2 separate regions of the Homo sapiens genome follow, and region 2 is linked to region 1. Evidence: read pairs that join two places in POLR2A ChIA-PET (ENCODE). Cell type or tissue: PC-9. All regions are shown on one strand.

What was found. ChIA-PET counts read pairs that join two places held together with the same protein. Peaks named below come from ENCODE experiments on the same cell type or tissue, not always from the same donor. Only the 100,000 strongest peaks of a DNase experiment are listed, where the experiment ranks them.
Region 2: POLR2A ChIA-PET joins it to region 1 with 5 read pairs; 1 of 35 experiments calls an interaction of 5 or more read pairs at or near these places.

What each region holds. Positions count from the first base shown.
Region 1 is chr10:114,778,037-114,782,036 of GRCh38, reverse strand. LOC101927692 (a long non-coding RNA gene) reads right to left here. Exons shown (of 3, transcript NR_120628.1): 3 at 2,134-4,000. It also overlaps a transcript of ABLIM1 not described here. Among named protein-coding and RNA genes, the nearest start is that of FHIP2A, 42 kb to the left of the region's middle. In PC-9, no CTCF peak of the experiment used is centred here; a DNase peak (open chromatin) is centred at 1,976; H3K27ac peaks cover 976 bases.
Region 2 is chr10:114,503,466-114,507,465 of GRCh38, reverse strand. The region is part of intron 6 of ABLIM1 (actin binding LIM protein 1); the gene reads left to right. Among named protein-coding and RNA genes, the nearest start is that of AFAP1L2, 100 kb to the right of the region's middle. RefSeq lists a silencer at 1-96. In PC-9, no CTCF peak of the experiment used is centred here; a DNase peak (open chromatin) is centred at 2,075; H3K27ac peaks cover 3,435 bases.

The DNA of each region.
Region 1 (4,000 bases):
GTTTTTATGCTTTGGTTTATTAAGAATATACTAGTAAAGAAAGGAGTGAATCTTGCTGGTAGGAATTGAAACATTTATGGAGATCCAAATAGGATAAAAGACAAGAGCACTAATAAAACTATCAGACCACAGTGCCTTTTGTTTTTCCTGATCAAACAGATACAGAAAGAGCATGTTTAGATTTTGGCAATTTAATTGGTCAGACTGTGATACTAATAAGGCTCTTGTTATATGCTTCTAAATTTAGTCAGTTTGATATCAGAGAGTTCTGCAACTTTAATCTTTATTAAAAATAAACCTTTTCAATCATTAGAGCACCTAGGGCAAGTAGAAGGATGGTGCATTAATTATATATATATATATATATATATACACGCATATATATATACACACACACACGTGCATATATATGTATATACACACACATATATACATATATACACACATATTCACACACACATATACATACACACACACACACACATATATAGATATATATACACACACATATTTTTCTTTTTTTTTCTTTTTTTGAGACAGGGTCTCACTCCATCACCCAGGCTGGGGTGCAGTGGCATGATCTCGGCTCACTGCAACCTCCACCTCCCAGGCTCAAGTGATCCTCCTGCCTTAGCTTCCCAGGTAGCTAGGATCACAGACGTGCACCACCACGCCCAGCTAATTTTTGTATTTTTGGTAGAGATGGGGTTTCACCATGTTGCCCAGGCTGGTCTTTAAGTCCTGAGCTTAAGCGATATGCCCAGCTAGGCCTCCCAAAATGCTGGGATTACAGACTTAAGCCACTGCACCCGGCCCATTATATTTTTTTAAGTGGGGGTGATTTAGGGAGTAGCATCACTTTACAATACTAAGAAGAGTACACACAAACAATACACAACTTATATAACATTAGTACTGGCATCAAATTTTAAAACCATTAAAGGCAAGACATTTATTCAAATACTTGTTGGTTGTTTCTCAGGAGAAGTGATTCTGTTGCCCCTAACAACCACGGGGCTACCAGAGTGACCTTTTTGTAGCCTTGAGGATTTCTGCTCAAGGAGCCCCCTCCAGGCAATTGCTTTCTACTTCTTCCCAAACCTGTAGTCTCACCCTCTCCAGTCTCTTGGTCTCCCTTAAGGACTTAGAACAAAATTTTCCTGAACTCCATGATCTTTTAACCTTGAACCTGCCCTGTCCACTGTGGTCTTTCAGGGGTAAGGGCTCAAACTCCTAGGCCTTGTTTTACCATGCAGTCAAAAAACATAGAAAAGAACAACCTAAGAGAAGTAAGAAAGCTTTGACCTGTGAAGGAAAATTGATAGGAGGCCGTTGGTTTGTACTGAGCTCCTGCACTGGGCCCAACAGACCAAAGCAAAATGGAATAATTCCTGCTGAAGTTTCACACCACCAAACCAAAACCAAGGTGTTTATCTGAACTTCCAAGGAATCAGGGGGTTGGGGGTGGCAGGGAGAGAGAGAGAGCCAAATCCCCAAACAGGCCAGTTTTACCCGGCATGATAAGGAAGTCCCCTCTGCTTTAACCTTTAGGAAGAAAGCAACTTCAAAATGACTAATCCACTTTTTGTTCTCTATGTCTGCTTCCCCAGCCCTTTTTGTCTATAAAGCCAAACTTCTCTGTTCAGCTCATTTACAGATTGAGTTGTTGCCTGATTCAAGAGTCACCGATAAAAGCCTATTAAGATCTTTAACTAAATGGGTTGTAATTTTGTCTTTTGACAGAGCCACTTGATTTCTTCCCACAGAAAGTTTCACCTTCCTCTTGCCTGCCACCTTCTTTTTCAGGAATCCCACTGTATGCTCTCAAGGACACTGTTTATTCTGCAACTCAGGCCAAAATTCCTTTTTCCTAAAGATGAGGTGGAGAAGAGAGAAGGCCTTTGCTTTCCTTGGCATGTTAGGGTGTGAGCAGTGCTTTTATAGAGAGTTGATTTCCTGGAAAACCTCCAGCCACAGCCCTTTTATTTATTTTATTATGATTTTTTACTCTGCCATAAATTCAACCAAGTGTACACAACCCTTTTAATATGTGAATGATGAAACAATAAAAGCCACAGCCTCCCTGGAAGGCAGGATGTGAGTCACCATTAAAAAAAAAAAAGTCAACACAAACTTCATCCCAACAATTTTATTTCTGAGGATCTTTCCTAGACGTATAGTTGCATGAATGTGAAGAGACATGTTCAAGGATACTCAGTGCAGCCTGGTTTGTAACAGTGAAATCAGAAACAACATAAATGACTCGCAAAAGAAAAATGGTTACCTAAACTATATTACACCCATTCTATGGAATATATCCATACTATGCAACATTCAAAGAATAAAATAGATCAATATGCATCGATATGAAAAGACCTTTAAGACAAATTGTTAAATGAAAACAAATCTATAGAAAAATAAGGCATAATCCAGTTACATAAAAATACATATTTCTTTGTGTATATGTACACACACATAATGTATATATGTATGTAAACAAAGAAAAAGATCTTGAAAGATACCCATCAAATAGTAGTGAGTTTTTGCTTTGTTTCTGAATTTTTGACAATTTAAATGTATTGATATGCTACTTATGTAATTAAACATTTAAGAAAAAAGGGCAAGGAAAGCAAGAAATCATGCCGCATAGCATAATGGCTAACTGCCTGGTCCCTGGAACCAGACAACCTGTATCCAGATTCTAGCTTGCCACTTACTTAACCTCCCTGCACTTCAGTTTCCTCCTTTGTAAATTGGAGGGTAACAACAGTGCCTACCTGAAGGTGGTTATAGACATGAAATAAGATGATATGTTCAAAGTGCTTGGGACCTAGTGAGGGCTATATAAATGTTAGCTAGTATTACTGATTAAGGAGAGAATAAATCACTGGTGATTCCACTTTAGTCAGAGAAGAATGATTATTTTTTTCATATTCTGGCACTAGTGAGACCTCAGGAAATGTATTTTTTAAAAAATCAATGTCAAACAGCCCTGAAGATGAGGCTTCTAATGCTCCTGCTATTACCTAGTCTTCCTGGAACAAAATGCACACTGGAGAGAGTACAGTTCGACCGACATTCATACCAAATACTCCACTGGGTGCTGGAGACCAGTGAGGCAACATTTCTGCTTTTAAGGGACTCATTTTGTGTTATGGGGGGGTGTAGTGGAGGGAAGAATCAAATCAGCAAACAAATCTTTTTAACACGGGTTAGTCCACAAGATGGGATTACACAGAACTGTGAGTGGAGCTAGAGTAGAAAGGAATGGGAGGGACAAGAACACTCCTGGTAGACGTGAACACTCTGGAAAGATGAGAGGAGTTAGCAATGAAAATAAAAAAGGGATTGGGCATTTCAGGTAAGGGAAACAACATGATTCATTTAGGGGAACTACAAGGAGTTTGGTATTGTTAAAATGTATGTGTGTGTGTGTGTGTGTGTGTGTGTGTGTGTGTGTGTGTGTGTCTGGATGATGAATGGGAGGGGGACAAGGAAGAATGGCCGGAGGAAGTAAGGAACAACAGGTTTGGAAAGACAGTGACAACGATTGGTGACCTTAATTATGTAGCATCAGAGTAGTAGTAGAAACAAAGCAAGATCGCGATGGAAAGATTACTGAAGACAATCTAACTATTTGGACAGATTGAGAGATTTTTTGTTGTTGTTTTTTGAGACAGCATTTCACTCTGTCACCCATGCTGTAGTGCAGTGGCCCAATCCTGGCTCACTGCAGCCTTAACCTCCCGGGCTCAGGTGATCCTCCCATCTCAGTCTCCTGAGTAGCTGGGACCACAGGTGTGTGACACTATGCCCGGCTAATTTTTGTATTTTTTGTAGAGATGGGATTTTGCCATGTTGCCCAGGCTGGTCTCAAACTCCTGGGCTCAAGCCATCCACCTACTTCAGCCTCCCAAAGTGCTAGGATTACAGGCGTGAGCCACCATGCCCAACCAGACTGATTTTATGAAAGAAGTCTCATTTTGACAAGTCACCTTTT
Region 2 (4,000 bases), 270 kb after region 1:
AAATTCTTTGGTTGTCATCCAAAGGTGTAAGCCTTGCCTTAAAAATATTCTCATTTGGGGCATTGCCAAGCCTGGGGGTCCTGAATTCTTTCATATGTCTTCGTTCCTTCTTCAGATTTATTTTTCAGTCGGTTTTTTGCTTCCTTTTCATGATTGGAACCACTACTCAATGATTGTTAGATACACCACTCCTCACTGTTCCCAGTGAAATCACAGAATTTGTGCTAGGTAAATTCCAGGCTGGAAGGCATAGTTGTTTATTAAAGGAGATGAAGTCCAGCCACAATAGGAGAGGAAATCAGACAAGGATGTTTTTAAAAGCAAGCTGTGTTTTTCTGACTGCTCCAATATTCATTCCCACCCTGAAGGCTCCTCTAACCCTGGGGAAGAAAAAATATTTTTAGTCTGATAGTGTACTATAGAGCTGAACCATCTGTAAAACAGTCTTGATAACTCAGAGGAATGGTTTTAGTGGAAATAACTTGTAAAGGATCACCCAAGACTCCAAAGCTAAGGCATCAACTACCCACAGAGCACCGGTTCCTACCCAGCTCCCATGAAGTCCTTTAAGATTTATTTTAGAACCATTGCAGCCAAACCAGAAATTGACAAGTGGGACTTAATTAAATTAAAGAGCTTCTGCACAGCAAAAGAAACTATCGACAGAGTAAACAGACAAGCTACACAATGGGAGAAAATATTCACAAATTGTATATCTGGCAAAGGTCTAATATCCAGAATCTGTAAGAAACTTAAACAATTAAAAAATAAATAACCCTATTTAAAACTGGGCAGATACTTCTCAAAAGAAGCCAATTTGCAGCCAACAAATATATGAAAAAATGCTCATCATCACTAATCATTAGAGAAATGCAAATGGAAACCACACTGAGATACCGTCTCACACTAGTCAGAATGGCTATTATTAAAAAGCCAGAAAACAGATGTTGGTGAAGTTGAGGAGAAAAGGGAACGCTTATACACTGCTGGTGGGAGTATAAATTAGCTCAGCCACTGTAGAAAGCAGCATGTAGATTCCTTAAAGAACTTAAAACAGAGCTACCATTTGACCCAGCAATCCCACTACTGGGTATATACCCAAAGAAAAATAAATCATTCTATCAAAAAGACACATGCACTTGTATGTTCTTTGCAGCACTGTTCACAATAGCAAAGACATGCAGTCAACCTAGGTGCCCATTCATGGTGGACTGGATAAAGAAAATGTGGTATCTATACACCATGGAATACTACACAGCCAAAAACGGAACAAAATCATGTCCTTCGCAACAACATGGATGCTGCTGGAGGCTGTTATCCTAGGTGAACTAATACAGGAACAGAAAAATACCTCGTGTTCTCACTTATGAGCAGGAGCTAAACATTGAATACACATGGACACAAAGGTGGGAACAGTAGACATTAGGGACTACTGGAGGGGAGATGGTGACAGGGGAAGTGGGTTGAAAAACTACCCATCAGTTACTATGCTTACTACCTGGGTGATGGGATCATTCATACACCAGACCTCAGCAACATGCAATTTACCTATGTGACAAACCTGCACATGTACCCCTTGGACCTAAAATAAAAGTCAAGAGAAAACAAGACCTTTTTAAGAATAGAAATACTGAGGAAGGAAATAAGAGCAGGGTGGGATGGGAAAATATTTATAATTCATGGGGGAAGGAGAGCTATCACAGAGCTGGAATGTACTTTAGAGATAGCAATATGGTGACGAAAAGCAGTTGACAAACTAGAATCCCACTGAATTGGGATCAGCCATTTGCTGCATACTGTAAAACAAGTTTAAACATTTTTAACTTAAAAAGCCTGGCTTCTGAATGCTTATTGCAACTTACAAAGTCATGACTAAGATATTAAATAAAGGGCACTTGTTATGTTATCTGATACTGCCCTATTCCTTCCCACCAAATGCACTTAATTGTACTATTTGGCAACTAGGAGATGTGTATTGAGAACTGATTCCCTCAGAGCAGCTGGCATGGGAGCGATTCTTTGGATTGCTGTTATTGTGCATTCCTGACTCCAACATGCTATTGTGTTGGAAAGGAGGCCAGGAATGAGGTCATGAGTAAGAAGAAACCTTAAGTTTTTGCCCTTGCACAAGAGACAAAAATTATCCAATTGGAGTTAGATTTCAAGAGTGTTGAACTTGAAGGCAAATATTTATCTTCTGGTGTTAAGAAAGGAAAGGATGTGAAACCTTTGACCTTGAGTGTTAGGGCAGTGTCTGAGTTTGGAAAGCAGTTGTCTGAAGCCAGAAGCATGATGAATTTCTCATTGTTCCTTCCCTGGAACTATGCTAATATTTTTTACCACACGCTGAGCAGCACCAGCCGACTTAATAGCCTGCTCAATGTCACATTCCATTGGATTTGGGGTCTCTCCCTCTGGGGTCCAACTTCCTGAAGATACCCCTTTAGAATTCTAGGTAAGTGTTTGGAAAGAAAATGGCTTAGAGTCATCTGGTGTTTTGCAACCTACTTCATCCTCTCTCCATGTCATATGACTCAAAGTGAATTTATAAAGAATTAACATTTCTCTTATCTACACAGCAACCTTGCAAGCTAGGCAGAACCACTACTTTATACCCTTTTAACATTATGGAACATGTAGCTTTTCATGGTCTGAGGATTTTTCAGAAAGTACATAGCATTGGGGCATATAAACAGCTAAGTCCAGGTATATCCAGTCATCCTGAAAGTTCAGTCCAGCCTAACAGATTGATCAGACCTCCCCCTTTTTATCATTCTTGATGTACATGCAGAAACTGGGGTAGCCCTTATAACACGTCAAAAATCAAACAAACCATTGTTTCTGGTCCCAGGGACCAGAATCGTTTTCCTGGCCACATTTTCAAATTATCATCACTTAAAGTGACTTGCTATTTTTCAAGGGATGGCCTTAGGAAGATCCACTGGATCTTACCAGGCGGTTAGCTTCTGTATTCCCTCATGATAATTTATGGAAGGAAAAAAAGAATACTTACTTTAAACTGTCCAAACGACTAAAGTAATTTCTAGTTCTTCTGAGCCTTAACATGTAGCAGGATGTTGGGGGAGTGGGGAATGGACTTAGGAGAAAACCTTAGATTTGAACTCTAGCTCTGTAACTTTGGAGACTTTTCTTAGCCCACAGACAGGCATAAGAATAACAGGCGCCCACCAAGTGTTGGATGGATTAAATGTGAACATACTTTCTAAACATTCAACTACAGAACAAGTACAAAGGGTATTGTTAACAAAAGTAATTGATAAGGGAAGAAATATTTAAGCTCAATCAGGAGAGGAAAAAGTTGATCGTTTGGTAACCACCGCCAAAGTCCTCAAACTTCTAAACCCAATTTTTTTGTGTTTTCAGTGAGCCTTGGTCCTGACTAGAAGAAGCCAATTTTGAGGCTTCATGACAAACACTTACAGAAAGTTATCCAACTATTGCAATGTCAACCCTTGCTTGCTAATATCAGGTCAATTTAGGAATTAAATATGGAGGTTATTCGCATGCCATCCATGTCTCTCCATCAGTTCAAAGGATACCAGCAACAGAAGGATGAAGATGAAAGGAGGATTGAAAATTGTTCAGTGGCACTCTGGAGGTCCTAGAATAATGGATACCTGATGAGATTAAACTGCACAGCTTTTACTTAGAGACCATTTTATAAAGATCATTCACTTCACAGAGGTTAGAAAAACACTTTGAGAATCCATTTGGCAAAGTGCTGTTAATATGATTCTTCTTACTTAATTCCTTTAAATTCCTCTTGGATTAAAATTGTAATACAAAGCAAAAACCACTTTGGACCATGGTTTGGCAGTAGCTACTGAAGCGAAACATAAACATATCCTATGACCTTGCCACATACTCTCTATTCCCATGCATATATATGTATATATATACAACTGAAATATGTATATAATTTACCAAAAGACATGGGCAGGAATTTTCATAGCAACACTATTCAGTACAGCCAAAACCA